Regions from separate parts of the Homo sapiens genome. Here regions 2 and 3 are each linked to region 1. A link is an interaction called in ENCODE POLR2A ChIA-PET data of the cell type or tissue named here. Cell type or tissue: GM12878. All regions are shown on one strand. Links, peaks and the distances in the headings refer to the core of each region. The heading gives the core; the rest is flanking DNA. Region 1 overlaps NFAM1 (NFAT activating protein with ITAM motif 1). Region 2 overlaps NDUFA6-DT (NDUFA6 divergent transcript). Region 3 overlaps WBP2NL (WBP2 N-terminal like).

Evidence for each region. ChIA-PET counts read pairs that join two places held together with the same protein. Peaks named below come from ENCODE experiments on the same cell type or tissue, not always from the same donor. Only the 100,000 strongest peaks of a DNase experiment are listed, where the experiment ranks them.
Region 2: POLR2A ChIA-PET joins it to region 1 with 6 read pairs; 2 of 35 experiments call an interaction of 5 or more read pairs at or near these places.
Region 3: POLR2A ChIA-PET joins it to region 1 with 5 read pairs; 3 of 35 experiments call an interaction of 5 or more read pairs at or near these places.

Annotation. Positions count from the first base shown.
Region 1 is chr22:42,413,571-42,423,832 of GRCh38, reverse strand. All of the region lies in intron 1 of NFAM1 (NFAT activating protein with ITAM motif 1), which reads left to right. Among named protein-coding and RNA genes, the nearest start is that of NFAM1, 14 kb to the left of the region's middle. RefSeq lists an enhancer at 4,331-4,450. In GM12878, for the core only: no CTCF peak of the experiment used is centred there; DNase peaks (open chromatin) are centred at 4,062 and 4,182; H3K4me3 peaks cover 969 bases; H3K27ac peaks cover 1,433 bases.
Region 2 is chr22:42,092,266-42,102,527 of GRCh38, reverse strand. The region is part of intron 3 of NDUFA6-DT (NDUFA6 divergent transcript); the gene reads right to left. Among named protein-coding and RNA genes, the nearest start is that of NDUFA6-DT, 6.5 kb to the right of the region's middle. In GM12878, for the core only: no CTCF peak of the experiment used is centred there; no DNase peak of the experiment used is centred there.
Region 3 is chr22:42,028,042-42,038,303 of GRCh38, reverse strand. WBP2NL (WBP2 N-terminal like) reads right to left here. Exons shown (of 6, transcript NM_152613.3): 6 at 9,829-10,262. Among named protein-coding and RNA genes, the nearest start is that of WBP2NL, 34 kb to the right of the region's middle. In GM12878, for the core only: no CTCF peak of the experiment used is centred there; a DNase peak (open chromatin) is centred at 6,883; H3K4me3 peaks cover 892 bases; H3K27ac peaks cover 2,774 bases.

The DNA.
Region 1 (10,262 bases), core at 1,933-6,932:
AGGAGAATCTCTTGAACCTGGGAGGCAGAGATTGCAGTGAGCTGAGATCATGCCACTGCACTCCAGCCTGGGCAACAAGGTGAGACTCCATCTCAAAAAAAAAAAAAGAAAAGAGGGATGGGGTTTCATACTGTCACCCAGGCTGGACTGAGGTGATACAGTCATGGCTCACTGCAGCCTCAAACTCCTGGACTCAAGTGGTCCTCCCACCTCAGCTTCCAGAGTAGCTGGAACTGCAGGCACTGCTACCTTGCCCAGCTAATTTTATTTATTTATTTATTTCAGAAATGGGGTCTTGCTATGTTGCCCAGACTGGCCTTGAATTCCTGAGGTCAAGTAATCCTCCCACCTTGGCCTCCGAAAATGCTGGGCATTTTTAGAATTTCTACAGTGAACATGTTTCACTCTGTTACTGGGAGGTGGTAGGGGTACCTAAAGAATTCTAATTTAAAAACCAAATAATGACCCACACTCCAAGAGTTGCCTTCCCAGGAACCCCTTGCCCCTCCCAGGCTGAGATGGGCCCCCCTGTCTGGACTCCTGCAGCCCACAGTCTTTCCTTTCTCCCACCTCTTTCTGTCTCCATCTGTCAGCTCCCTTCCTGGTGGCAGGGCCTGGCCCTCCTTGGTGAGACTTTGGGTGAACAAACACTCCCTGCTGAAGGAGGCACTCTCTGGGGGGTCTGTTCCCCTCACTTCATTTCCTTTTTTTTTTTTTTTTGAGATGGAGTCTTGCTCTGTCGCCTAGCCTGGAGTGCAGTGGCGAGATCTTGGCTCACTGCAATCTCTGCCTCGCAGGTTCAAGTGATTCTCATGCCTCAGCCTCCCAAGTAGCTGGGATTACAGGCGCCCGCCACCACGCACAGCTAATGTTTGTATTTTTAGTAGAGACAGGGTTTCACCATCTTGACCACGCTGGTCTCAAACTCTTGACCTCGTGATCCACCCGCCTCGGCCTCCCAAAGTGCTAGGATTACAGGCGTGAGCCACCACGCCCAGCCTGTTCCCCTCACTTCATTTTGCCCACTCCAATTCAGAGACAAGAAGCAGACCCAACCTCACCCTTTTGGCCCTATTGCCACCTTCCACACCATCCTGATGCCCCTTTGAGGGTACAGGGGTGGCTATAAAAGGAGAGGCTGAGTCCCCTGATGACCCAGACCACACTCTCAAATGAGCTCCAAAGTTGGAGCGACTTGACCTTTTTTTGACCTTCTTTTTTTGTTTTTGTTTTGAGACAGAGTCTCACTCTGTCACCCAGGCTGGAGTGTAGTGGCGCGGTCTCGGCTCACCCTCCACCTCCCGGGTTCAAGCGATTCTCCTGCCCAGCCTCCTGAGTAGCTGGGGCTACAGGTGCGTGCCACCATGCCCAGCTAAATTTTGTATTTTTAGTAGAGATGGGGTTTCACCATGTTGGCCAGTCTGGTCTCGAACTACTGACCTCAGATGATCCGCCCGCCTCAGCTTCCCAAAGTGCTGGGATTACAGGCGTGAGCACCTGCGCCCGGCCTTGACTTTCAAAACAGGCAAAAAGGAGGCAACTGCTGTAAAGACACTGATTGACCCTTGTGAGGCTTATTCCCGATTCAAACCTTGGACGTTCTGCACTTGGTTTGTGTCCCCGAGCGGCCACCGTACACCCTGGTTCGGGGGTCTAGAGGCATGAAAATGAGCCATGGATGGGCTGTGGAAATGGCCACGTCTTGAGGCATCTTTGTAATTTGGAGGTGTTGAAAGATGTGACAACCTGTCCGATGGCGCCATTCCAAAGGCAACGGTGCTAAAAGCTCCGAAATAGTCTCTGTTCAAAGGTTGTCTTCCAAGTCCTGCAAAATGCCCCTCCCTCACCAGCCACTTGGCCACACGCTTTTGCATTTGATGCCTGTGTCCTGCCCGCTTGCTCATCTGTGGCATCCTGGGATTTGTGCTCAGGCACATGGCTGGGGCTCTGAGAGCCCCGATCGCAGCCTTTCAGATGGGCCTTTAAAAAGGCACAGCTCTGAGAGATGCCAGAATTAAATTGGAGGGCAAACCCCATGCCTAAAATAAAGACTGTGGGAACTGCTTTCTTCTGTACCTGGGGAATCAAAGTGTTTTCCTTTAAAATCGACCTAACTTGGGATGGATACCTTTGATCAGCGTTGTCTGGGTCCTCACGCCCTTGACTGACAACGCGCGCTTGATGCCATAGAAGGGATTGAGTTCCATGCAGTGGGGAGCCGGGACCAAAGCCCTGGCCCATGACTTGGTGGTGGGAGGAGCCTCAGCAGCTGGAGCAGAGTGTGAGGGACGGGGGAGATTGTGGGTGGCAGATTCTGGGGGTGAGAGGAAGCCACAGAAGCATTTTCTTCTTTTCTTCTCTTTTTCTTTTCTTTTTTTTTTTTTTTTGAGACAGAGTTTCACTCTTACTGCCCAGGCTGGAGTGCAATGATGCGATCTCGGCTCACCGCAACCTCTGCCTCCCAGGTTCCTGCCTCAGCCTCCCGAGTAGCTGGGATTACAGGTGCCCACCACCCCACCACACCTGGCTAATTTTTGTATTTTTAACAGAGACGGGGTTTCACCATGTTGGCCAGGCTGGTCTCAAACTCCTGACCTCAGGAGATCCACCCACCTCACGCTCCCAGAGTGCTGGGATTACAGGCGTGAGCCACTGCGCCTAGCCCATGGGAGCATTTTCAATAAGAGCATACCAAGTTTTCCACGGTGCATTCCTTTCCCAAAATGTCCGCCCCTGCTGCAGAACAGGGATGCCATCTGGCCCTCTGCAGCACTGGCTTTGTCACAGGGCCAGCCTGTAGAGGGCTCGGGGGTCACTCCTGTTTTGGGAGCCACAGGCTGTGCTTGAGCTGAGGTGACAATAACAGTCCCCCAGTGCTGCAGGGCCATTTCTGACTACCATTGTCCCCAGGCCCCTACCTATTGCTGGCCCTGTCTACCTATTAGATGACCCAAGTTTAAGGAAACAGCCTCTGAATTTTTGACTCCCTTTAAAGAAGTATATTTCTTTCCTTTGAGAATGTTTTCTTTTCTTGCTTTGAGGAGTTTGTTTGTTTGTTTGTTTGTGACAGAGTCTCGCTCTGTCACACAGGCTGGAGTGCAGTGGCGTGCGTGATCTCGGCTCACTGCAACCTCTGCCTTCTGGGTTCAAGCGATTCTCTTGCCTCAGCCTCCCGAGTAGCTGGGATCACAGGCGCCTGCCACCATACCCGGCTAATTTTTGTATTTTTAGTAGAGACAGTGTTTCACCGTGTTGGCCAGGCTGGTCTTGAACTCCTGACCTCTAGTGATCCACCTGCCTTGGCCTCCCAAAGTGCTGGGATTACAGGCGTGACCCACTGCACCCAGCCTGTTTGTTTTTTGAGAGAGGGTCTCTCTTTGTCACCCAGGCTGGAGTGCAGTGGCATGATCATAATTCATTGCAGCTTCGAACTCCCAGGCTCAGGTGATCCTCCTGCCTCAGCCTCCTGAGTAGCTAGGACTACAGGCATGCCATCATGCCTGGCTAATTTATTTATTTATTGAGTAGAGATGGGGTCTCACTATATTCTGCAGGCTGATCTTAAAGTCCTGAGCTCAAGAAATCACCCAAGTTCAGGAGTTCGAGACTAGCCTGGCCAACATGGTGAAACCCCACCTCTACTAAAAATACAAAATTAGCCAGGCGAGGTGGCGCATGCCTGTAATCCTAGCAACTTGGGAAGCTGAGGCAGGAGAATTGCTTGAACCGGGGAGGTGGAGGTTGTAGTGAGCCGAGATCGTGCCATTTCACTCGAGCCTGGGTACAAGAGCAAAATTCTGCCTCAGAAAAAAAAAAAAAAAAAAAAAAAAAAAAAAAAAAAACCAAGAGTGGGATTACAGACTCAAAGGGACCCAGCTTAAAATCCCATGTCTACCACTGCAATTTGGGCAAACCTCTTGCCTTCTCTGAGCCTCAGTTTTGTCATCTGCAAAAGGTGAAACCAAACCCAGGGGACATTGGCTCTTCTGATCACATGGCTTAACAGTGACGCCTGAGAGTCTGTGCTGTGCGGGGCAGCCAGACACCCAGGAGTGGCTCAGGGAGGAAGTGAGCATGTCCTGGAGACAGAGGGGGACCCCAAAGCCCAGGAGAGGAAGGAATGGGTAGGACATTCCGCACAGCCGGAACAGCACGGGCGAAGGCGCCGGAGTGTGGCAGGCTGACGTCTACGCAGGAGTGGGCGAGTGAGGGCCAGAGAGCAGCTGAGCGGGGCTGTGCAGGTCCTGGGAGGCAAGAACTGGATCCTCCAAGCCAGGGACTTTCCATTTTTCTTAGCAGTGGCCCAAAGTTAAGAGATGCATGTTTTAGCGTGACCCTGTCTGAACCCAATTGTATGAATATAACTGAAACTAGAAGGTCGCAAACAGTGCCCTTACTACGCATGAAATGCTTCATGTTCTATTTTTTTTAATTGCTTGTCTTGACCCCGTAAATTGATTTCAGACTCCTTCCTGGGTCTCCTCCAGCAGGGAGCCCCTGCCGGTTCAGGCAGGGCAGGAGCAGGATGAGTTTGTGGATCGCTGGGGACTCAGAGCCACAGAGACAGCCCTGGTTGGGCAGGAGAGGGGACTGGATGGGAGCTGTTGAGTTGGAGGGATGGGGGCGTTGTGCAGGTGGTGGGCAGGTCTGATCCTGAACATCAGTGATCCACAGGAAAGCTGCCAGGTGGGCACACAAACACGTGGGGGCACACCCCGCCAGGGACTCACTCGGCATGTGGTCCCCGCGCCAGGTGTGGGAGGATAGCAACTCCGCCCAGCTCTCAAACTCCAAGTTCAAGCAGCCACAGATTCATAAGAAGAACCGGAAAAGGAAGGACTCAGGCACCCGTGGGCGGTTGACAAACTCTTTCCCAACAAGGGTGGGAGAAGAGCAGCTGGAGGCTGAAGGCAGAGGGCTGTTCATGCCCCCAGCCCTGCACACACCACACCCCTGAGGGGCCTTCAGCCAGGCCAGGCCAGCGCCCGGGACAGGGACAGTGCCCAAGTCTGGGTCAGGGAAAGACCCCTGGGGGTCCTTCTGTGCCTGGACCATCAGGGCCTATGTGCCCTGCACTGAGGGCATGTCATTTAACCCGGCAGAAGGGTATAGGGCTGGCATTTGCCTTTTAAAAAAAAAAAAAACAGAGATAGCTCTTGTCACCCAGGCTGGAGTGTAGCAGTGCGATCTCGGCTCACTGCAATCTCCGCCTCCTGGGTTCAAGCGATTCTCTTGCCTTACCCTCCCAAGTATCTGAGACTATAGGCTTGTGCCACTACACCCAGATACTTTTTTGTATTTTTAGTATAGAAGGGGTTTCACCATGTTGGCCAGGCTGGTCTTGAACTTCTGACCTCATGTGATCTGCCTGCCTCGGCCTCCCAAAGTGCTGGGGTTAATAGGCATGAGCCACCACACCCAGCTGGGATTTGCCTTTGTAGATCCCCAAGGAGGACTCCCTGTCTCATTCTTGTCCCTGGGGAAAGGCAGCCTGGCCCGTGGCAAGTAGCTGGGTTCCAGGTCCCAATTAATCCCACCACAACCCCTTAAGGCTGGCATTGTTGCTCCCCCTGTGTTGTGGGGAGACACTGAGGTCAGAGAAGTAAAGCCAGCTGCCCAAGTTGCACAGCCTTGAAGTGGCAGAGCCAGGAGCCGCATCCAGGCCTGTTGCCTCCAGAACCTGGGCTTTTCCCAAACGCCCCCGCTCATCGCCCCTATTTCTGGCCAGGCCCAAGGCTTCCTCACAGTGTGGGAGGGACTTCCCTGGAGCTGCAGAGAAGTGAGGGATGGAGGGTGTGTCACCCCCCAAAACACAGTCTCCTGTAAAGCAGGGTGGGCAGACTAAGCAGGGATCCACGGCGCTGCCCAGATGAGATGTCTGCGCTTGCAGTTCTGTGGGGGTGGGGAGGCACAGGAGAGGAGTTGAAGACTCAAAACAAACAGCCAAGCCCGGGGACGGGGCGGGGGCCCTCCCAGACACCGTGTGGCAACCCTGCCTCTGATGGCCCTGCTGCCCTCCTGCTCCACCCCTCCTCCCCCATGGTCCTCACTATGGGTGCCCTCTCCCCTCTCCCTGCACCATCCTATCCACATTCAGCAGGTTCAAGAAGCTCCTGTTCAGAAAACTCCCCCTGGGCCAAACTCCCTGCCCCTGCAGCAGGGCAGGCCAGGCAGGAGAGTTCAGGTCCTCACCAGCCCCTCCTCACTCTCTGCCCCAACTCTGCCCTCCCTGAGCCTCAGGGGTGCTCCTTGCAGCCACCTCCAGGCCCCGCTCTCCACAGGGCAAATCTCAAATCCTCCTAAACTCTCTAAGTGGAAGGGAAGTTCTCAAATCCGTTCCCTGCACAGAAAACACCTGGGGCTCCTTGAGACGTTTCCTCCCTGCGCCCCAGGACCTGTTCCAGCTCTGCCTGCCCCAGATCCCATGGGACCTGGAGAATAACCAGAAAAGCAGCTGGGAGCAGCTCCTGGGCCCTCTAGGCCCCTTGGTGCTGGGGGATTTCTCCTGGCAAAACTCAGCTCCTCTGGTCACTCTAAGTCAAAGTTCTATGGTCACCGAAAGTCACAAATGCGTCCCAGTTCTTCACATCTCTAACCCTGTGTAACAGACAAAACTTCAAACTCTAAAGCTGAAGTGGTTCCCCAGGCCACCTGAAGCCTGTGTGAGGGTGAGGGGCGAGGTGCCTCTTCTCTTTCCCACCCAGACCCCTTCCTTGTCCGTCCCCACCGGTCAACCTGGGTGGAGGCAGAAAAGACCTGCCTTGTCAGGTGCGGGGGAGGCTGGCCCTGGGCTCTGCGTGCTTGCGGTGTTGCGTGGAGTCCGTTGGGGCCCCCACGGAAGTGGGGGATTGCTAACTGGAATTCTGTGGCTCTCACTCCCTCCTCAGCCCCCGGCGTCTGGTATCCACCCTGGTCTTCCTCTCCAGGCCGTGGGCCCCTCTAGGCAGCTGCATGAGCCAGTCTAGAAGGACACTCAGCCAGCTCACTGCCCCGGACCACGTTATCCCATGGGGACATACTGCCTTTGCCAGAAAAGGGACAAAGCATGATGCAGCCACACCACGCCCTGGCATGAGATAGATAGCGGCCGAGTGCCCTCACTCAGGGAATACTGCTCAAGTTCAGCCAGGGTCCCGCTAAAGCCCCTCTCAGCCTGGGGTGAGAAGCAGGCACCCCCGGGGCAGGCCGGATGCCCTGCAGCTCTCCCCAGCCCCCTCTACACCCACCTTCTGTGACCCCGTGGTCTCCATGTGATCCTGGAGCCAAGTAGCCACTTGTTGGCCATCTGGTGGTGAAAATTTGTGAGGCCCACCAGGGTTCTGACAAACCTCTTATTAGCATCTGATGGCTACTGTGCCCAGTGCCAATGTGAGCACCCCCTGCCATATCTGATGACAGCTTCCCAGCCTGGGTGCTGGCTCTTCTTCCTCAACACAGCCAGACCAACTGGGGTCCGAAGCCTGGCCCCACCACTCATGATCTCTGTGGTTTTGGGCCTTTAAGATCCTCTGCTTTTTGGTTTTGGTTTTGAGATGGGATTTCACTATGTGCTCAGGCTGGTCTCAAACTCCTGGGCTCAAGCGATCCTCCTGCTTCGACTTCCTGAGTAGCTGGAACTACAGGCGTGTGCCACCACTCCTAGCTAGACCCGCTCCAGAACGCGGTTGCAATAGTTGCCGCCTAGGATCGTCGTGGTGTTTAATTGACATAGGACCTGTGTCACACCAAGCCAGGATACAATTCCTGTAATTTTTCTTTTCCTTCTGTCTGTGGGTTCCTACTTCTGGGTCATGGACACCCTCTAGACCCCCGGGCCACAAACCCTGCACCCCAACCTCATCCCAGGCAAACTCAATGCTCCCCATACCAGCCCTTCTGCCTCAGGCTCTTTCTGCTCCTTCCCTTTTGGACTGGGGATGTTGCCACGGCAGGGAGCCCCTCCTGGTCTGGGACAGGGCCTGTGACCTAACTGGTACCCCTTCAATGTTTGTGGGAGGCACAAACAAATGACAGCTGAAAAGAATTTGTGGACTTGGAAATGACCGTGAAACCTATCAGCACTGTGCCTTCACGGGGGACCGCTTCTAGTTGGCAGCCAACTAGGGCCTAGACCTCTACAGCCTACACCCCTGAAGGGGCCTCTGGGAGGCACGGGTCCAGGAGATGGGGTGGGAGCTGGGCAGTTGCAGGATTCCAGCTCTGGGGTGCTGATGCCCCATTGAAAGGAAGGTGCAGGCCGGGCGCGGTGGCTCACGCCTGTAATCCCAGCACTTTGGGAGGCCGAGGTGGGCAGATCACGAGGTCAGGAGATTGAGACCATTCTGGCTAACACGGTGAAACCCCGTCTCTACTAAAAATACAAAAAATTAGCCAGGCATGGTGGCGGGTGCCTGTGGTCCCAGCTGCTCGGAAGGCTGAGGCAGGAGAATGGCGTGAACCCAGGAGGTAGAGTTTGCAGTGAGCTGAGATCGCGCCATCGCACTCCAGCCTGGGCGACAGAGCGAGACTCCATCTCAAAAAAAAAAAAAAAAAAAAAAAGAAAGAAAGAAAGAAAGGAAGGTGTAGGTGCAGGGGAGGTGGTGAGCTACATTCGCAGGCCAGAACCCAGAGGTCTTGGCTGTAACTGCGGACCTCCTCTCCTCCCCCGGGTTTTTTGGCCTGACGTCTCCAGACTGGACGTTGTTATTGACTGAGCTCGTCAGAGACGGCTTCCTCTCTTTACTTTTTGGACACAGCAGTTTCATCAGAGGTCTGAGGTTCTCGTTTCGAAGCCTCTCCTCGCTGTGGCTGATCTAAGCCAGAGCAGTGCATTGTCATGAGCCTAACTCGGTGACCTTAAAGAAATGAATCCCAAAAGAATATAGAACAACGGACGTCTGTTTTTATAGATTTCCCTGGAATTGTAAAGATCGGCTTAATTGCAGTAGCAGAGTTCATCATTTTCTAGAAGGATACCTCAGACAGGGAGAATTTTTAAAGAAATTGGTCTGAAGTCTTCCTGCCCAGGACAAGCAGGAAGGTTTCATGGTGCTGACAGTGTATCTGCCCTCCCCCTGGAGTGGCCTCTTAGATACACTGTGAGGAGGAGCAGGAGGCCCCGGGTGAGGATATGGAGGTCACAGGTCGAGGGGGCCACAGGGTAGGTACACAGAGGGGGCAGTGGCCTGTGAGTGCTGTGCAGGGCTGCTGGGCAGGGTCGGTGGTGATGTCATTTGTGGTTCACTCTACCCCTCTTGTCTCTAAAAAAAAATTTTTTTAATTTAAAAAAAAAAAAATTTGATGCCCAGGCTGGCCTTGAACTCCTGGCTTCAAGAGGTCCTTCTGCTTTGGCTCCTGAGTAGCTGGGATTACAGACACGCGCCACCATCCCAGCCCACCTGGGTCCCTGGGGGACAATATAACAGCCCCCATCTCTATATGCCTACCCTGCCCCTGTCCCATCTCGGATAAGTCCGTGCCCTGAAGCAAGGCTCTTAGTTTTATGACAAAATGAATGTAATGTTATCATTAAACAGCAGCAATCCTGCAGTAGAGTCCGGAGATACAAAGTCCAGGGTAAAATCCCCCCTGCTCCGTCCACCAGAGGGGAGCCCTGGAGGGGGCCCGGGTGCCAGCTCCCTGGAATGACATTTCACAAGCGAGTGTCGTTATGTCAATTACAAGTCGAACCCACTGTGACTGCCGACATGTGAGTCGATTCCCTGGAACTGTGAGTGCCTTTAGTTCTTTGAGGGAGGGTGTGTCTCTCTTTTTCTTTCTTTCTTCTTTTTGTTTTTTTTGAGACGAAGTCTTGCTCTGTCATTCAGGCTGGAGTGCAGTGGCGCGATCTTGGCTCACTGCAACCTCCACCTCCCAGATTCAAGCGATTTTCCTGCCTCAGCCTCCTGAGTAGCTGGGATTACAGGTGCCCACCACCACACCTGGCTAATATTTTTATTTTTAGTAGAGACGGGGTTTTGCCATGTTGGCCAAACTGATCTTGAACTCCTGACCTCAAGAGATCTGCCCACCTTGGCTTCCCAAAGTGCTGGGATTACGGGCATGAGCCAACAGCCCTGGCCAAATTTTTGTTGTTGTTGTTATTATTGTTGTTATATAGATGAGGGCTTTCTGTGTTGTCCAGGCTGGTCTCAAATGCCTGGCCTTGCCTTCTTATGTGACAGGACAACAGGCCTGAGCCACCGCGGCTCCTGATTTTTTTTTCTTTTTTTGTATTTTTAGTAGAGGCGGGGTTTCACCATGTTAGCCAGGCTGGTCTCGAA
Region 2 (10,262 bases), core at 3,343-8,342, 320 kb after region 1:
TAAACCCAGCACTTCGGGAGGCCAAGGCGGGTGGATCATGAGGTCAGGAGATCGAGACCATCCTGGCTAACATGGTGAAACCCCGTCTCTACTAAAAAAATACAAAAAAATGAGCTGGGCATGGTGGTGGGTGCCTGTAGTCCCAGCTACTCTGGAGGCTGAGGCAGGAGAATGGTGTGAAGCCGGGAGGTGGAGCTTGCAGTGAACCGAGATTGCGCCACTGCACTCCAGCCTGGGCAACAGAGTGAGACTCTGTCTCAAAAAAAAAAAAAAAAAAAAAAAAAGACAAAAAGGGACATTACATAACGATAAAAGATCAGTCCAGCCGGGCGCAGTGGCTCACACCTGGAATCCCAGCACTTTGGGAGGCTGAGACGGGCGGATTACGAGGTCAGGAGATCAAGACCATCCTGGCTAACATGGTGAAACCCCGTCTCTACTAAAAATACAAAAAAATTAGCCGGGTGTGGTGGTGGGCACCTGTAGTCCCAGCTACTCGGGAGGCTGAGGCAGGAGAATGGCATCAATCCAGGAGGCGGAGCTTGCAGTGAGATGAGAGCTGAGATCACGCCACTGCACTCCAGGCTGGGCAGACAGAGCGAGACTCTGTCTCAAAAAAAAAAAAAAAATCAGTCCAACAGGAAAATATCACAATCCTAAATACATATGCACCTTAATGGGCCAGGCACAGTGGCTCACACCTGTAATCCCAGCACTTTGGGAGGCTGAGGCAGGCGGATCACTTGAGTTCAGGAGTTCGAGTCCAGCCTGACCAACACGATGAAACCCCATCTCTACTAAAAATACAAAATTTAGCTGGGCATGGTGGCAAGCACCTGTACTGCCAGCTACTCGGGAGGCTCAGGCAGGGAAATCACTTGAACCCAGGAGGCAGAGGTTGCAGTGAGCCAAGATCACGCCACTGCACTCTAGCCTGGGCAACAGACCAAGACTCCATCTCAAAAACAAACAAACAACAAAAAAAAAACAGGTAAAGATGATACAGATTAACATCCTCATAAACACAGATGCAAATATTAACAAAATCTTATCACATTGAAAATAATATGTAAATATATACAACATTATCTATAGCATTTACTCCCAGGAATGCAAGGTTGGTTCAACATTCAAAAACCAATAAATGAAATTAACCATATTAACAGACAGAAAAAGAAAAATTCCATGATTATATCAATAGATGCATAAAATATATTTCACAAAATCAACATCTGAACCTCAAAGAAAAGAAAATTCCCAGCAAACGAGGAATTCATGGAAACATTTTCAATCCGATGAGGGGTATCTACGAAAAACCTACAGCTAGCAACATACTCAATGGTAAAATACTAAATGCTTTGTTCCTAAGTTCAGAAATGTCTTTATTTATTTATTTATTTATTTATTTATTTATTTTGAGACAGACTTTCACTCTTGTCACCCAGGCTGTAGTGTAAGGGCACAATCTTGGCTCACTGCAACCTCCGCCTCCCAGGTTTAAGTGATTCTCCTACCTCAGCCACCTGAATAGCTAGGATTACAGGTGCCTGCCGCCACGCCCAGCTAATTTTTGTATTTCTAGTAGAAACGGGGTTTCACCATGTTGGCCAGGCTGGTCTCAAATTCCTGATCTCAGGTGATCCACCCACCTTGGCCTCCCAAAGTATTGGCATTACAGACATGAGCCACCACAGCTGGCCAGGAATGTCTTAATTTAAGGCAAAAAAAGTCTGCCCTCATTGCTTTTTTTTTTGAGGCAGAGTCTCGTTCTGTCACCTAGGCTGGAGTGCAATGGCATGATCTCAGCTCACTGCAACCTCTGCCTCTCAGGTTCAAGCGATTCTCCTGCCTCAGCCTCCCAAGTAGCTGGAATTATAGGTGTGCACCATCACGCCAAGCTAAATTTTGTATTTTTAGTAGAGATGGGGTTTCACCATGTTGGCCAGGCTGGTCTCGAACTCCTGACCTCAGGTGATCCGCCTGCCTCGGCCTCCCAAAGTGCTGGGATTACATGCATGAGCCACCGCACCCGGTCTACCCTCATCACTTCTGTATGATATTGTGCTAGAAGCTCTAGCCAGTGAACAAGTCAAAAAAGAGAAGTAAAAGGCAATCAGATTGGAAAGAAAGAAATAAAACTGTATTTTCAAATAACATGATTGTGTGTAAAATCCTGTGGGATCATCCAAAAAGCAACTACAGCTTAACAAGGCTGAAGGATGCAAGATCACTGTATTAAAATCAATTATATTGCTATATAATAGGAATAAACAATTGGGAATTAAAACTTCTTAAAAACCAGTTATAACAGCATCCAAAATATAAAATACATAGACAAAAAATATAACAAAAGCTACATGCAAAATCATACACTAATAACTACAAAACATTGCTGAGAGAAATTAAAGACGATGTAAATCAATGAAGAGCCATACCATGGTCATGAATCAGAAGACTCAACATTTTAAAGATGTCAGTTCCTCTCAAATTAATCTATAGATTCAGTGTAATCAATAAAAATTCCAGCAATTTTCTTGTTGAAATTGATTGCTTTTTCTAAAATTCATAGAGGAATGCAACTCAGGCCGGGCAAAGTGGCTCATGCCTGTAATCCCAGCACTTTGAGAGGCCAAGTCAGGTTGGTTGCTTGAGTCCAGGAGTTCGAGACAAGCCTGGGCAACGTGGTTAAACCCTGTCTCTACAAAAAGTACAAAAATTAGCTGGGTGTGGTGGTGCATGCCTGTAATTCCAGCTACCCGGGAGCCTGAGGCAGGAGAATCTTTTGAACCTGGGAGGCAGAGGTTGCAGTGCACCGAGATCGTGCCACTGCACTTCAGCCTGGGCGACAGAGTGAGACTCCATCTCAAAAAAAAAAAATACAGTTATGAACATGTTGAAAAAATAAAAAAGAGTCTCAGCATAGAAATAGGAGATATAAGGAAGAATCAGATAGAAATTTTAGAAATAGAAAATACAACAACGAAATAAAAAGCTCAGTGAATGGGCTCAAAAGTGGAAAAGAGGACAACACAAGCAGTTAACTGGAAGACAGGACAACAGAAATTACTCAATCTGAACAACAGAGAGAAAATGGACTGGAAAAAGTAAACAAGAAAGAAAAGAGAAAATAAAAGAGGCCGGTACAGTGGCTCATGCCTGTAACCCCAGCACTTTGGGAGGCTGAGGTGGGTGGATCATGAGGTCAGGAGATCGAGACCATCCCTGGCTAACACGGTGAAACCCCGTCTCTGCTAAAAATACAAAAACGAAATTAGCCGAGCATGGTGGTGGGCACCTGTAGTCCCAGCTACTCGGGAGGCTGAGGCGGGAGAATGGTGTGAACCCGGGAGGCAGAGCCAAGATCGCGCCACTGTACTCCAGCCTGGGCGACAGAGCGAGACTCCATCTCAACCAAAAAAAAAAAAAAAAAAAAAAAAAAAAAGAAGAAAAGAAAAGAAACAAATAATAAACACAACCTCAGGGCCTGTGAGACTGTTAATAAAAGATCAGAGTGGGGCATGATAGCTCATCCCTGTAATCCCAGCATTTTGGTAGACAGAGGCAGAAGGATTGCTTGAGCCCAGGAGTTTGGGGCCAGCCTGGACAACATAGGAGGGGGCCGGGCGTGGTGGCTCTCGCCTGTAATCCCAGCACTTTGGGAGGCCAAGGCAGGCGGATCATGAGGTCAAGAGATTGAGACCATCCTGGCCAACTTGGTAAAACCCCGTCTCTACCAAAAATTCAAAAATTAGCCAGGCATGGTGGCAGGCACCTGTAATCCCAGCTACTCAGGAGGTTGAGGCACGAGAATCACTGGAATCTGGGAGGCAGACATTGCAGTGAGCCAAGATCATGCCACTGCACTCCAGCCTGGTGAAAGAGCGAGACTCCGCCTCAAAAACAAAAAAATTGAGTGTGGTGGTGCACACCTGTGGTCCCAGCTACTCTGGGGACTGAAGTGGGAGGAACGCTTCGGCCTGGAAGGTCTAGGTTGCAGTGAGCCATGATTCTGCCACTGTACTCCAGCCTGGATAACAGAGCAAGACCCTGTCTCAAAAAAATACATTAATAAATAAATAATCAAATGAACAAATATTCAAAGAAAACTTTCCTACTTGGCAAAATGCATAAAACAATAGATTCAAGAAGCTGAGAGAATTCCAATTGGGATAAACCCAAAGAAGTTCACACCAAGATACATTATAGTCAAACTTCTGAAAACAAAACAAAAAAATTTTTTGAAAGCAGCCAGAGAAAAACAATATGTTACTTATATAGAAAAAATAATTTGAATGACAGCTTATTTCTCATCAGAGACAACAGAAACCAGAAAGAAGTGACACAACACTTTTCCATTGTTAAAAAAACTATCAACTCAGAATCCCATATCCAATGAAAATATCCTTCAAGAATGCTGGGGGAAATTGTAAAATTCTCAAAGGAAGGAAAACTAAAAGAATTTGTCACCAACTAATATGTGCCCAGTTGGTTTTTTACAAAGGTGCTGATGCAATTCAATGGAGGAAAAATGGCTTTTCAACAAATGGTTCTGGAGTAATCAGATATTCATAGGCAAGAAAATGAACCTTGAAATAAATCTTACATTATATACAAAAATTACAACAAGGTGCAGTGGCTCATGCCTATAATTCCAGCATGGCAGGTAGATCACTTGAAGTCAGGAGTTCAAGACCAGCCTGGCCAACGTGGTGAAACCCTGTCTCTACTAAAAATACAAAAATTAGCTGGGCGTGATGGTGCGCATCTATAATTCCAGCTACTTTGGAGGATGAGACACCAGAATCGCTTGAACCTGGGAGGCAGAGGTTGCAGTAAGCCAAGATCATGCCACTGCACTCCAGCCTGGGTGAGGGAATAAGACTGTCTCAAAGAAAAACAAAAACCAAAAAACAAAAACCAAACCAAACCATGGACTTAAATGTACATCATCAAACATTTAGGAGAAAATCTTCTGGACCTAGAGCTACACAAGGCATTTTTAGTCTTGACACTAAAAGCACAATCCATAACAGGAAAAATAATAAAATAGATTTCATCAAAATTAAGCACTTTTACTCTGTGAAAGACCCTGTTCAGAGGATGAAAAGGCATAGAGTGGGAGAAAATATTTGCAAACTACGTATCTGATAAAGGACTAGTATCTAGAATATATAAAGAACTCCCAAAACTCAAAAATAAATAATCTAAATAAAAATGTGCAAAAGACATGAAAAAGCACTTCAGTAAAGAGAATATACACATTGGAAATAAACTTGGGAAAGGATGTTCAATATCACTAGCCATTAAGGAAATGCAAACTAAAACTACAATGGGCTATCCCTGTACACTTATTCCAAATGGCTAAATGTAAACAGTTGCTACACCAAATGTAGAAGAGGATGTGGAGAAACTAGATCACTCATGAATTGCCAATGAGAATGTAAAATGATTCAGTTATTCTGGAAAACAATTTGGTAGTTTTTTTTTTTTTTCCCTGAGACGGAGTCTTGCTCTGTCACCCAGGCTGGAGTGCAGTGGTGTGATCTCGGCTCACTGCAACCTCTGCCTCCTGGGCATGGTGGCGTACGCCTATAATCCCAGCTACTTGGAAGGCTGAGGCAGGAGAATCGCTTGAACCCGGGAGGCGGAGGTTACAGTGAGCTGAGATCGTGCCATCGCACTCCAGCCTGGGTGACAGAGTGAGACTCCATATCAAAAAAAATAAAAATAAAAAAAGAGAGAGAGGAAAAAGAGGTTTAATTGATTCAGTTCTGCAGGCTGTGCAAGCATGGCTCCAGCATCTGCTCCTGGTGAGGGCCTCAGGAAGCTTCAAATCCCAGCAGAAGGAAAAGGGAGAGCAGGGATGTCACATGGTGACAGCAGGAACAAGAGAGCAAAGCGGGAGATGCCACACACCTTTAACAACCAGATTACAGATGAACTCACTCATCACCAAGGGGATGGTGCTAAGCCGTTCATGAGGGATCTGCCTCCATGATCCATTCACCTTCCACCAGGCTTCAACTCCAACACTGGGGATGACATTTTGACGAGATTTGGAAGGGACAAATATCCAAACCGTATCACCATATTTTGTGTTTTGTTTAGGTTTGTTTTTTTGTCACCCAGGCTGGAGTACAGTGGTAGGATCATAGTTTATGGTAGCCTCGAACTCCTGGCTTCAAGCAATCCTCCTACCTCAGCCCCTCGAGTAGCTGGGACTATAGACACGTACCACCATGCTTGGCTATTTTAAACAAATTTTTGTAGAGATGCTATCGGGCAAAATTCACCCCTGATATTTCACGTAGGTTCTTTTCTATTTTCCCTAAGTGTCGGCCGGTCTGAGAAATAAAGGGACAGAGTACAAAAGAGATAAATTTTAAAGCTGGGTGTCCGGGGGAGACGTCACATGTCAGCAGGTTCCGTGATGCCCCCTGAGCCATAAAACCAGCAAGTTTTTATTATCGATTTCAAAAGGGAAGAGAGTGTACGAATAGGGTGTGGGTCACAGAGATCACATGCTTCACAAGGTAATAAGATATCACAAGGTAAATGAAGGCAGGGCGAGTTCACAGGACCACAGGACCGGGGCGAAATTAAAATTGCTAATGAAGTTTTGGGCATGCATTGTCACTGATAACATCTTATCAGGAGACAGGGTTTGAGAGCAGACAACCGGTCTGACCAAAATTTATTAGGTGGGAATTTCCTCATCCTAATAAGCCTGGGAGCGCTACAGGAGACTGGGGCTTATTTCATCCCTACAGCTGTGACTGTAAAATACAGCCACCCCCCAAGTGGCCATTTCAGAGGCCTACCCTCAGGGACGCATTCTCTTTCTCAGGGGCGTTCCTTGCTGAGAAAAAGAATTCAGCGATATTTCTCCCATTTGCTTTTGAAAGAAGAGAAATATGGCTCTGTTCCGCCCGGCTCACTGGCAGTCAAGAGTTTAAGGTTATCTCTCTTGTTCCCTGAACGTTGCTGTTATCCTGTTCTTTTTTCAAGGTGCCCAGATTTCATATTATTCAAACACACATGCTCTACAAACAATTTGTGCAGTTAATGCAATCATCACAGGGTCCTGAGGCGACATACATCCTCCTCAGCTTACGAAGATGACGGGATTAAGAGATTAAAGACAGGAATAGGAAATCACAAGGCTATTGATTGGGGAAGTGATAAGTGTCCATGAAATCTTCACAATTTATGTTCAGAGACTGCAGTAAAGACAGGTGTAAGAAATTATAAAAGTATTAATTTGGGGAACTAACAAATGTCCGTGAAATCTTCACAATTTATGTTCTTCTGCCACGGCTTCAGCCGGTCCCTCCGTTCGGGGTTCCTGACTTCCCTCAACAGATGCAGTCTCACTATGTTGCCCAAGCTGTTCTCAAACTCCTGGCCTCAAGCAATCCTGACATTATAGGAATGAGCCACCATGCCTGGGTGACAGACCACCTTCTGTTTATCCACTTATCAACAGATAGCCATTTGGGTGTTTTTAGTTTTTGGCTATGGTGAATAATGCTGCTATGAACATTTGCATACAAGTCTTTGTGTGGAAAAAAATTTCTTCAGGGTAAATACCTAGGATTGGAATTGCTGGATCATATAGTAAGTCCACGTTTAACTTTTTTTTTTTTTTTTAAATACGGTCTCATTATTTTGCCTAGTCTGGTCTCAAACTCCTAAGCTCAAGCAATGCTTCTGCCTCGGCCTCTTACAAGTGAGTACCACCACTCCTGGCCATATTTAACTGTTTAAGAAACTGCCAGACTGTTTTCCCAAATGGCTACACCATTTTACATTCCCACCAGCAAAGTATAGAAAGTTCTAATTTCTCTATATCCTTGCCAACACTATCTTTTGTCTTTTTTTTTTTTTTTTTGAGATGGAGTCTTGCTCTGTCACCCAAGCTGGAGTGAAATGGCATGATCTGGGCTCACTGCAACCTCCACCTCCCGGGTCAAGCAATTCTCCTGCCTCAGCCTCCCTAGTAGCTGGGATTACAGGCATGCACTACCATGCCCAGCTAATTTTCCTATTTTTAGTAGAGAGGAGGTTTTACCACGTTGGCCAGGCTGGTCTCAAACTCCTGAACCCAAGTGATCTACTGGCCTTGGCCTCTCAAAATGCTGGGATTACAGGTGTGAGCCACCGTGACTGGCTGTGTCTGCCTTTTTCACTCTAGCCATTCTACTGGGTGAGAAATGGTATCTCACGAGGGTTTTGATTTTTATTTCCCTAATGGCTCATGATGTTGAATGTCTTTTCATGTACTTATTGGTCACCCGTATATCCTCTTTGGAGAAATGGTTATTCAAATACTTTACCCATTAAAATAAAAATTTCATCTTTAAGAGCAGTTTCGAGTTCACAGCAAAACTGAACAGAAAATACAGGGTTCCCCCACCCCACACACACTCATAGCCTCCCCCCACCAACAACATCAGGCACCAGAGGATATATTTGTTATAAGCAATGAAGCTACATTGACACACCAGTATCACCCATATCCCATAGTTTACATTAGGTTTCATTCTTGGTGTTGTACATCCTGTAGGGTTTGACAAATGTGTAATAACATGTATCCACCATTATAACATCCAGAGTAATTTCACTACCCTAAATATTCTCTGTGCACCACCTCTGTGCATTTCTCCCCACTCCCAGCCCCTGCCATCTTTTTTATTGTCTCCATAGTTTTGCCTTTTCCAGGATGTAATATAGTTGGAATCATACAGTATGTAGCTCTTTCAGATTGTCTTCTTTCACTTACTAATATGCATTTAAGGTTTCTCCATGCCTTTTCATGGCTTAATAGCTCATTTCTTTCTAGTGCTGAATATAGTCCATTGTCTGGATATACCAAGGTTTATTTATCCATTTACCTGCTAAAGGACATCTTGGTTGCTTTCAAGTTTTGGCAATTACAAATAAAGCTGCTGCTGGCCGGGAGCGGTGGCTCACGCCTGTAGTCCCAGAACTTTGGGAGGCCAAGGCGGGCAGATCACGAGGTCAGGAGATCGAGACCATCCTGGCTAACATGGTGAAACCCCGTCTCTACTTAAAATACAAAAAATTAGCTGGGCTTCGTGGCAGGCGCCTGTAGTCCCAGCTACTTGGAGGCTGAGGCAGGAGAATGGCGTGAACCCAGGAGGCAGAGCTTCCAGTGAGCCGAGATCGCGCCACTGCACTCCACCCTGGGTGACAGAGCGAGACTCCATCTCAAAAACAAAAACAAAAACAAAAGCTGCTGTAAACATCCATGTGCAGGTTTCTGTGTGGACATAAGTTTTCAGCTCATTTGGGTAAACACTAAGGAATGCAATGGCTGGATCTTCTGATGGGAGTATGTTTAGTTTTGTCAGAAAGCCAAACTGTCTTCCAAAGCTGCTGTACCATTTTGCGTTCCTACCAGTAAGGAGAGTTCCTGTTGCTTCACATCCTCACCAGCATTTGGTGTTGTCTCCCTTGCCCATTTCTAAACTTGGCTATTTGTCTTTTCATTACTGAGTTGTAAGAATTTTATGTATCCTAGATACAAGTCCCTTATGGAACATGTGATTTGCAAAAATTTTCTCCCAGTTTGTGGGTTGTTTAGAGGTCTTTTTTTTCTTTTCCTTTTGAGACAGGGTCTCACTCTGTCGCCCAGACTGGAGTCCAGCGGCGCAATCTTGGCTCACCGCAACCTCCACCTCGCGGGCTCAAGCGATCCTCCTGCCTCAGCCTCCCGAGTAGCTGAGATTACAGGTGCCCACCACCATGCCGGCTAATTTTTGTATTTTTAGTAGAGACGGGGGTTTCACCATGTTGGCCAGGCTGGTCTCGAACTCCTGACATCAGGTGATACACCTGCCTTGGCCTCCCAAAGTGTTGGGATTACAGGAGTGAGCCACTGCGCCCCATTTTTTTTTTGAATGTTGAACACAATGAATTTATCATGATAGTGGGTACTTCTGAAGGAGGCAGGGGTATACACAAGGTTAGAATCATACAGGTAGATATCATGGTATAGGTGCTGCGAGAGTCAGAAAACTGACTCTGGCACCAGCTGCCTGGGCTTCAACCCCAATGCTGTAAAGTAACTTAGTCTCTTTGTGCCTCAGTTTTCTCATCTATAAAATGAGTATATCAGCCGGGGGCAGTGGCTCACACCTGTAATCCCAGCACTTTGGGAGGCTGAGGTGGGTGGATCACCTGAAGTCAGGAGTTTGAGACCAGCCTGGCCAACATAGCAAAACCCCGTCTCTACTAAA
Region 3 (10,262 bases), core at 4,804-9,803, 390 kb after region 1:
GTCAGTTAACATATGAAAATCAACCAATGTAGTAAATCACAATAAGAGGAAGGAAACACAAAAAACAGATGATCACATCAGTAGACCTAGAAAAAGCATTTGACAAAAGTCAACATCCTTTCATGATAAAGACTCAACAAAACAAGTATGGAAGAAATTTACCTCAATGCAATAAAGGTCACTTATGAAATGCCCACAACTAACATCACACTCAATGGTGAAAGACTGAAAGCTTTTCTTTCCTCTAAGATACAGAACAAGGAAAGGATGCTCACTCTTATCACTGTTAATCAACATAGTACTGGAAGTCATAGCCAGGGCAATCAGGCAAGAAAAACAGAGGCTTCCAAGTCAGAAAGGAAAAAGTAAGATTATTTTTGCATGCCATGACCATATACATAAAAAGCTCAAAAGACTACAAACACACACACACACACACACACACACACACACTCTCACTCTCTCTCTCTCTCCCCGCACCTCCCCCCGAAACTGGTAGAACTAATGAATGAATTCCGTAGTTTCAGGACACAAAATCAACATATAAAACTCCATAGCATCTCTATATACCAAAGATGAACTATCTGAAAGGGAAATTAAGAATGCAACCTCATTTACTTTAGCAACAAAAATTTTAAAATACTTAGGAATTTACGGGACTCAGCAAAATAACTGACACAAATAAATGGAATAAAAACACAAATAAGTGGAAAGACATCTCATGTTCACAGATTGGAAGAATTAATATCGTCTAAGTGTCCATACTACCTAAAGCAATCTACAGATTCAATGCAATCCCTATCAAAATCCCAATTGCACTTTTTATAAAAATAGAAAAAAAAAATCCTAAAATTCATATGGAACTACAAAAAACCCTGAATAGCCAAAGCAATTTTGAACGAGAACAAAAAGCTGGAGACATCACACTTCCTGACTACAAATTATCTATCTTACAAAGCTATCACCAAAATAGTATGGTGCTGGCATAAAAACAGACACAGACAAAATGGAACAGAACAGAGAACCCAGAAATAAACTCACATATTAATGAACAACTTACTTTGACAAGGGTGCTAAGAACACACAATCGGGAAAGGATAATCTGTTCAATAAACAGTACTGGAAAAACTGGGTATCTACACACACACACACACACACACACACACACACACACAAATGAAATCTGACCCCATCTCATACTACACAACAATCAACTCAAATAGACAAAAGGCTCAAATGTAAAACTTGAAACTGCAAAATTCCTCGAAGAAAACATTGGGAAAACCTTGACATTGGTCTTGTAATAATTTTCTCAATATGACACCAAAAGCACAGGCAATGAAAGAAAAAATAGACAAGTGGGATTACATCAAACTAAAAAGCTTCTGCAGAGCAGAAGAAATAATCCAAAAAATGAAAAGGCAACCTACAGAATGGGAAAATAATGTTTGGAAACTATATAGCTGATAAGGGATTAATATCCAAAATATATAAGGAACTCATACAACTCAATGCTAAAAATACAAATAACTGGATTAAAAAATGGGCCAAGAACCAAAATAGACACTTCTCAAAAAAGGAAATTCAGATGGCCAATAAGCATATGAAAATGTGTTCAACATTTGTAATCATCAGGTAAATGCAGATCAAAACCATAATGAGATATCACTTCACACCTTTTAGGCTATTATCAAAAAGATAAAAGATAACAAATGTTGTCAAGGATGTGGAGAAAAGAGAACCCTTGTACACTGCTGTTAGGAATATACATTCATACAGCCATTATGGAAAAAGTATGAAGGTTCCCAAAAAATTAAAAATAGAACACATGGCCGGGCACGGTGGCTCACGCCCGTAATCCCAGCACTTTGGGAGGCCGAGGCGGGGAGATCACAAGGCCAAGAGATCAAGACCATCCTGGCTAACATGCTGAAACCCCATCTCTACTAAAAGTAAAAAAAATTAGCCGGGCATGGTGGCAGATGCCTGTGGTCCCAGCTGCTCGGGAGGCTGAGGCAGGAGAATGGTGTGAACCCAGGAGGCAGAGCTTGCAGTGAGCCCAGATCACGCCACTGCACTCCAACCTGGGCGACAGAGCGAGACTTGGTCTCAAAGAAAAAAAAAAATAGAACATATGATCAAACAATCCTATAGGATAGTAAAGGGATATCTGTACTCCCATTGTTCACTGTAGCATTTTGCACGACAGTCAAGATATGGAAACAACCTAAATGTCCTTCAGTGATGAACAGATAAAGAAAATGTGATTATACACACATACAAAACAGACTATTATTCAGCCTTTAAAAAAGAAAATCCTGCCATTTGTAACAAAATGAATGAAGCTGGAGGAAGTTATGTTAAACAAAATAGGCAAGACACAGAAAGAGAAATACTGCATGATCTCCCTTTTATGTAGAATCTAAAATAGTCAAACTATAGAAACAGAAAGTAGGATGGTGGTTGCCAGGGGCTGGGAAGAGGGGGAAATGGAGGATGTTGGTCAAAGGGTATAAAAATGGTAACTATATACAGGTAATAGATATGTTAATTAGTTGGAATGTGATGGTCATTTCACAATGTTTCACAAAAACATTCAGTTGTATACATTAAATATATATAATTTTTGTATGTCATAAATATTAAATTATTGCAAAATAATTTAAGAGACAAAAAAGTGATTCACCAACTGTGTTTAATAGCTACATATTAATGATGGCAGCAGCAGGCCATCTGGAGCAGCTGCTGCCATCACGCTGGCTGCAGCAACTAGGCATGGCCAGGGCTGCATGCTCCATGGAGAAGGCAAAAGCCAGGGACAAGCGCGAGACCCGCCCCTTCCAAGTTGGGGTGAGAGCTTCCTGGATGCTGCTGCAGCCGCCCAAGCCGTGGCTGCAGACCCAGGCATCCCTGTGCTCTCAGGGCCCAGAGGGGCAGGTGGGAGCTCCACCCTCCCAGGCACAGCTCCAGCTGCCCAAACCGTGGCTGCAGACCCAGGCATCCTTGCACTCTTGGGGGCCCAGGAAGGCCCCCCTTGTTGCGGGAAGTCAGGGACCCCAAACGGAGGGACCGGCTGAAGTCATGACAGAAGAATGTGGATTGTGAAGATTTTATGGACATTTATTAGTTCCCCAAATTAATACTTTTGTAATTTCTTATGCCTGTCTTTACTGCAGTCTCTAAACATAAATTGTAAAGATTTAATGGACACTTATCACTTCCCCAGTAAATATCCTTGTGATTTCCTATGCCTGTCTTTGCTTTAATCTCTTAATCCTGTCAGCTGAGAAGGATGTGTATCGTCTCAGGACCCTGTAATAATTGCGTTAACTACACAAATTGTACAGCATATGTGTTTGAGCAATATGAAATGTGGGCACCCTGAAAAAAGAACAGGATAACAGCAATTGTTCAGGGAATAAGAGAGATAACCTTAAACTCTGACCACCGGTGAGCCGGGCAGAACAGAGCCATATTTCTCTTCTTTCAAAAGCAAATGGGAGAAATATCACTGAATTCCTTTCTCAGCATGGAAAGTCCCTGAGAAAGAGAATGCGCACCTAGGGGTAGGTCTCTGAACTGGCCCCCCCGGGGCGTACCTGTCTCTTATGGTCGAGATTGCAGAGGTGAAATAAACTCCAGTCTCCCATAGCGCTCCCAGGCTTATTAGGAAGAGGAAATTCCCGCCTAATAAACTTTGGTCAGACCGGGTGATCTCAAAACCCTGTCTCCTGATAAGATGTTATCAATGACAATGGTGCCTGAAACTTCATTAGCAATGTGATCTCACCCTGCCTCCACTTGCCTTGTGATATTCTATTACCCTGTTAAGTACTTGATGTCTGTCACCCACACCTATTCGCACACTCCCTCCCCTTTTGAAAATCCCTAATAAAAACTTGCTGGTTTTTGTGGCTTGTGGGGCATCACAGATCCTACCAACGTGTGATGTCTCCCCCGGATGCCCAGCTTTAAAATTTCTCTCTTTTGTACTCTGTCCTTTTATTTCTCAAGTCAGCCGACGCTTAGGAAAATAGAAAAGAACCTACGTGATTATTGGGGCAGGTCCCCCGATACCCCCTTGCCCTTGCAGGCATGGAAATGCCTGTTCCTACTGCCTAGCTTCTCCCTGCCTTCTCTGATCTCAGAGCAAAGTTGGGCAGTGCTGACACACCAGCCCCCTGCCGCCCTGGCCCCCTCCAGATTTTGGGCACAATGAGCATAGAAGGAAACTGAGGGGAGCTGAGGGCAGCTTGGCTTGGCACCTACAGCCTGGGTACCATCAACGGAAGGAGGCAGACAGGTTCCTGGGTAGAAGGGGATGGGTCCCTGGTGACGTCACACCTTCAGGCCAGGGAGGGCTTGAAAGCTGGGGGCCAGGATGCCAGTCCCATGGACTGGAGTGAGAACTTGTGATGGCTTTTCTGGGCCTGCCCATGGCCACATATGGACCAATCGATATGTACTTCTTCCCCTCTGAGGCCCATAAAATCCCTGGGCTCAGCCAGAGCTAAGCAGATGTTGGGACGACCAGCTGCAGAGAGGAGCTACCCATTCCAGGACCCCTCTCTGTTGAGAGCAGCAGACATCAGCACAATGAGCTGCAGTGAAGAGCTACCCACTCCAGGGCCTCCTCTCTGCTGAGAGCCACAGAGATGACAGGAAGACCTGCCTGCAGATAGGAGCTACCCACTCCAAGGCCTCCTCTGAGCTATTGTCACTCAATAGCTCCTGTTTGTCTTGCTCACCCTCCACTTGTCTGTGTACCTCATTCTCATTGCTCACCCTCTACTTGTCTGTGCACCTCATTGAAGAACTTTGGACCCACTAAATGAGGCTAAAAGACCTGTAACACAAACAGGGTTGAGACATGCCCCTTGCTCAACATGTTGTGGGCAAAGAGAAGAAAAGAAGAGCTGCAGCCCTTTGGGAAGCCCAGACCTGGGAGCTCTCCAAGCCAGGGCTGTGACTCCCTCTTTGGGGCCCTATGGTTCCTGGCATCTCCAAGCTTCTGGGCACCACCTTTTCCCTGGTGCCAGCTGTGGAAGCTGCTTGGAGTGCGACTGGTCCAGCTGCAGCCTCGTGGAGAGCTGGTGCCCATGCTGGTACCTGGAGCTGACCACCCCACTGCAGCAGCTGGCACATCTGACTGAAAAATAGCCAGACCCCACACTTCCCCACACACCCCTTGTCACTCCATGCAATCTCCCTTGGCAGGCATGGGATCCAGGCCAGTAGCATGAGCCAAGTGCAGCCTGTCAGGCCGGGTGGGTGGAATGAGCCCAGTGGGCCCAAGCAATACTTGGGCAGAGGTGCCACTTGTCCACAGAGGTTTCTGGCCAGAAAAGTGACACCCCAAAGATACCATAATATTAATAATTAATACCCTGTTTTATTATTTATAATAAATTCTAATTACTAAAAATTACAAGTTTCTTATATTGGCTACTAAATCATACATCTAAACTAATCAAACTGCTGGTCACATCTGTATAGACCCTTTCCCTTTGACAGAACCCCTTCTTTCTAATCCATTTAGGAAGCTTCAAAGAAAGTTTATTCTCTAGCAGTCCATGGTTGTCTGCCCCACCCTCTTCAGGCTCCAGAAGACTCTCAAGGCAAAGGCCAGGAAGAATATCATACGTTTCACTTCCTACCTGACAATGAGGTAATCTGTGTAACAGAATAAATTTTTACATTATTAATTTGAATTGGGCTTCTACATTTTATATATATACATACATGATTTTCAAGCAAGCAACCAAGTGCTAGGCAAGGAAAGCCAAGTCAACATGAAGGCAAAGGCTTTCTATTACCTTTTGGGTAAACCCAAATCCTGAGATTTGGATTAGGATAGATGCTTAAGAGATAGAGGTGATGCAGACCAACAGCACAGCTGAGAGGGCAGAATCTGGAAGTTTAAGGAATTGTCAGACTCTCAAGGATAAGGAGGCCTTTGGGGTCCTACTCCCCAGTTCTAAGGAGCAATATGGTACACAGAGTTGGATCTCTGACACCCTGGTTCTAAGCCCTACCTAAGATTCTGGGGTCCCAAGGCAACAAGCTTTTAGACTTGACGGGACTGCCAGGACTGGATAGTGGCTGTTTCAGAAGCAGTCTGATGACCAGAAGAAACTTCTCAGCATCTTGGTGCCAAATAAAATCTGGATACCTTTGCATAATCTTAGGATTTGTGAGAAGCCCACCAACAAAGCAGATGGTGGTGGGGATCTTGGTAACAGAAATAAATTTACAGAAAACAAAGACATGCAATATTTCTTGAACATATTAATCTATGGATTGAAAAATCGGCCAGGCACAGGCCGATGCCTGTAATCCCAGCACTTTGGGAGGCCGAGGCGGGTGGATCACTTGAGGTCAGGAGTTCGAAACCAGCCTGGCCAACATGGTGAAACCCTGTCTCCACTAAAAACACAAAAATTAGCCGAGCATGGTGGCAGGCACCTGTCATCCAAGCTATTCAGGAGGCTGAAGCAGGAGAATCGCTTAAACCTGTGGGGCAAAGGTTGCAGTGAGCCGAGATCGCGCCACTGCACTCCAGCCTGGGGGACAGAGCCAGATTCTATCTTGAAAAAAAAAAAAACAAAAAGAGGAAAATCACACCAACTATATGTTTTTGTCCTGATATCTCAGGGTAGCTGAGCCAGGAAGGTTCTGCTCCAGCAGGCTGGGGAGCATCCACTTACCCATGAAAAGGAGTATTTGGAGGCTCATTTTAGGGGCCAATACCAGATAGTCCAGGACTAAAAGGTCTTCTTATTTCTATCCCTTTATATTTCTAATAGGAAATGAAAGAGTAGACAACAGAGTATAGTTTCTGTATTGCAGCTGGGGAAGAGACAGGAAGAGCGGAATCCACCAGCACAGTGAGTGAGTCAGAAAGAAAGTACTCAAAACGTCAGTGAGGAGCTGAGGAACTCAGCACATGAGTGCTCTCAGCATGCAGAAGGCTCAGCTGAATTCTGACTGGATTTGTCCTCAGCAAAGCAAAAACCAGGGTCCTTTGAATATACAGGACACAAAGCTCTTCTTATAGAACAAATTGGACTGAGCCTTTGGGGGAAACAACTGTACCAGACAGTGGGAGCTAACTAACAGTAGGTGTGCCACGCAGCACCACGTGGGTCCAAACTGTGGCTCCACTTGGTTCTATCCTTACACAGTCACAGCCTTTGGTTGTACTGGGGCAGTTTGGTGGACCAGGTAAACAGGTACCCTTTGCACAGGAGAACATGGTGGAATTCCACCTTTAAGAAACTCGAACCTGCTACGCTTTTCAGGTAACTGGACCCCACCTCAAATCTACCTGGTACAAGTATAACTAACATGAAGAGCAGAAGAGAAGTCTAGTTTGTATTCTTTTAGAATTCTAATCCCCAAATATTTGCCAGAGATCAGTTACTCGGAAAACTTTCTGATATAAAAAAGGCCTCACCCATTCACCCTGTTCTCAACTTACCATCACATTCCAGCAGACACTGAAAAGCTGAACAAGGGAAACCTTATCCCTGCTCTAGTTGGTTGAGTCTCTCCTCTCTTCCTCTCATCACTGTTGCCCACGTACTGTAGTTTGGAAGTAAGAAAAGAAGAAACTTAAAATATCTCGTTATTTTCCTCCAAAAATTTTAGGGATAAAAGCGCCAGATCCTATGACCCATGTTTAAGATCCAATATTGCCTGGATTCCCTGTTTGGAAACTTTAGAGAGGTTTACAGCCACACTTTCCCTTTTCACTTCTTCCCTTCATGCCAGTTGCCTGGGCAAAGTGGCTGTCCCTGTGTTTTGACATTCCAGCTTCCTAGACCCATAACTCTATCCCAGTAATTTCTGAGAGGAAGCAGCAGCTACTTTCTATATATTTTATCTTCAAGATGTCCCACCCTGCTTTCTGTAAATTGGATATAAAGCTCTTTTATTTGGAATGGAAGGAAGAATGGTCTTTTGACTTGTCTTCATTTTTGGAAAGAGCTTTAAGGTCTAGCATACTCCAGATACCTGAAGTCCATTCTAATTCTAATATCCCATAATTCCAGAAAGTGTTTCTCAGTTTCTTCCACTGAACAAAATGTTTACTGAATATTCTAAAATCAAATAATTTTGAAAAAACTGTAAATTTTGAAAATCTCTCCTTCTTGGAGATTATGTCCATTAGTATAGTCAAGGCTCTAAGAAGTAGTAAAGAAACCAGTTTTCTTGTCTTTTTCAATTATATTTAACCCAGTTACTCCATTTCACATAAAACCCATTAATATCTACCTGACTTCCTTAAGAAAGGCTGTCCTTGAGAACATGGGAGCATCTGGTTTCCTAATTTTCACAATGCAGATCAATCAATGACTCTAAGCTGTGTTAAGGAAAGCATTTAAAACTTTTAAAAAGCTCCATATACAAAGAAGTTAATCATGAAGTTGTAATAACAAAAACCTGGAAACAATTCAAATACCTTAAAAGAGGGACTGAGAAAATACGTTATGGTGTAACTGTGTCACAGAATATTATGTGGTCACTAACAATATTTACAAGCATTTCTTCAAAACCTATGAAAATGTAAAATATCTGGTGAAACATTATATAGCATGATTTCAACTACATATAAGAAATATGCATAGAAGGCCAGGCGCAGTGGCTCATGCCTGTAATCCCAGCACTTCAGGAGGCTGAGACAGGAGGATTGCTTGAGGCCAGGAGTTCAAGACCAGCATGGCCAACATGGCCAGACCCCATCTCTATAAAAATAAAAAAAATTAGCTGGGCATGGTTTTACCTGCCTGTAATCCCAGCTACTCAGGAGGTTGAGGCACGAGAATTGCCTGAACCTGGGAGGTGGAGGTTGCAGTGAGCCAAGATTGTGCCACTGCACTCCAGCCTGGGTGATAAAGCAAGACTCTGTCTCAAAAAAAAAAATGCATAGAAAATATATTGATTTAAATGTCTTCTGGGTCAAGTGCACACCACAACACCTGGCTTTTTTTTTTTTTTTTTTTTTTTCCTAGACACAGGGTCTCGCTATATTGCCCAAGCTGGTCTTGAACTGGCCTCAAGTGATTCTCCCACCTTATCCTATCAAAGTGCAAAGTGCTGGGATTACAGGCATGTGCCACCACACCTGGCTACTAATGTATTTTTAAGGCCTCCCTTTTAGGTGGCTTGATGAGCCTACAATAAGATAAGGAAAGGCCAATGAAATTAAGAACTTTGCCTGCCTTGCCAGAGTGGGAGAATGGTGAGCTCTGAAGGGGCTGAAAGCCTTGAAACAGTCTAGAATAGTGGTCCTCAGCAGGGATGGTACTGCCCCCCAGGGAGCAATTAGGAAATAAGTGGGAGCATTTTTGGTTATCCCAATTGGAGGCCATTATTGGCACTTAATGGGTGAGGAGTCGAAGATGCAAGACATCCTGAAACGTACAGGGCAGTACCTTAATTGTCCTATGTCTCCTGACTTTCAAATGGCTCTCCAGCCAGTGATGTAGGTGAAGCATGTTTATAATCATTTGAGCCTACAGCCTAACTCTGTTTTATATGACTTTAATATATACAGAAATTTTCAGGAATTCAACCACTGTGTAAATCAAGGGAAGACTAAACTTTGTTTTATTTGGAAAATTTTCAAAGGTTGTTCACCATTTTGGAGAACAATATTGCCAATAGCAATGGTATTCAAGTCACCAAAGCAACATATTCATATCAGTTAGCACTTCTAATCTTTATACCTATGCTGACTATGTATATGGGAGTGAACCCTTGATTACTTCAGTATGTCTTCTAGTGTGGTAGAATCTGAGCATTTATATATTAAAACACTTAAAATTTTACTACAAACTCCTTTTATTTCCTCTATCACATTTATGGCCTATTAATTTTGGTTGAAATGGTGTGGAATCATATGCAATTATCTACAAACTTCATTGAAGTGAAGGAGACATTACAAAATATTTGTTATAAATATACAAATATAAACGTTTGTTATAAAATATAAATATTTGTTATAAAATGGGGCATTCAGTCTGATGAGGCTGAAAATCACTATAGTATATGCTCCCTACAACTTGCTTTTCTCCTTATCAACAAGTCTTAGAAATTTCTGCATACGTAGTATGGGCATACCATAGCCTATTCATATATTTCCTATTAATGGACATATAGGTTATTTCTAATTTTGTGCTGTTAGAAACAATGAATATAATGAAATCTTCCCACATGCATCTTTGTGCACACATGCAAGTTTTCTCGCAGGCATATTT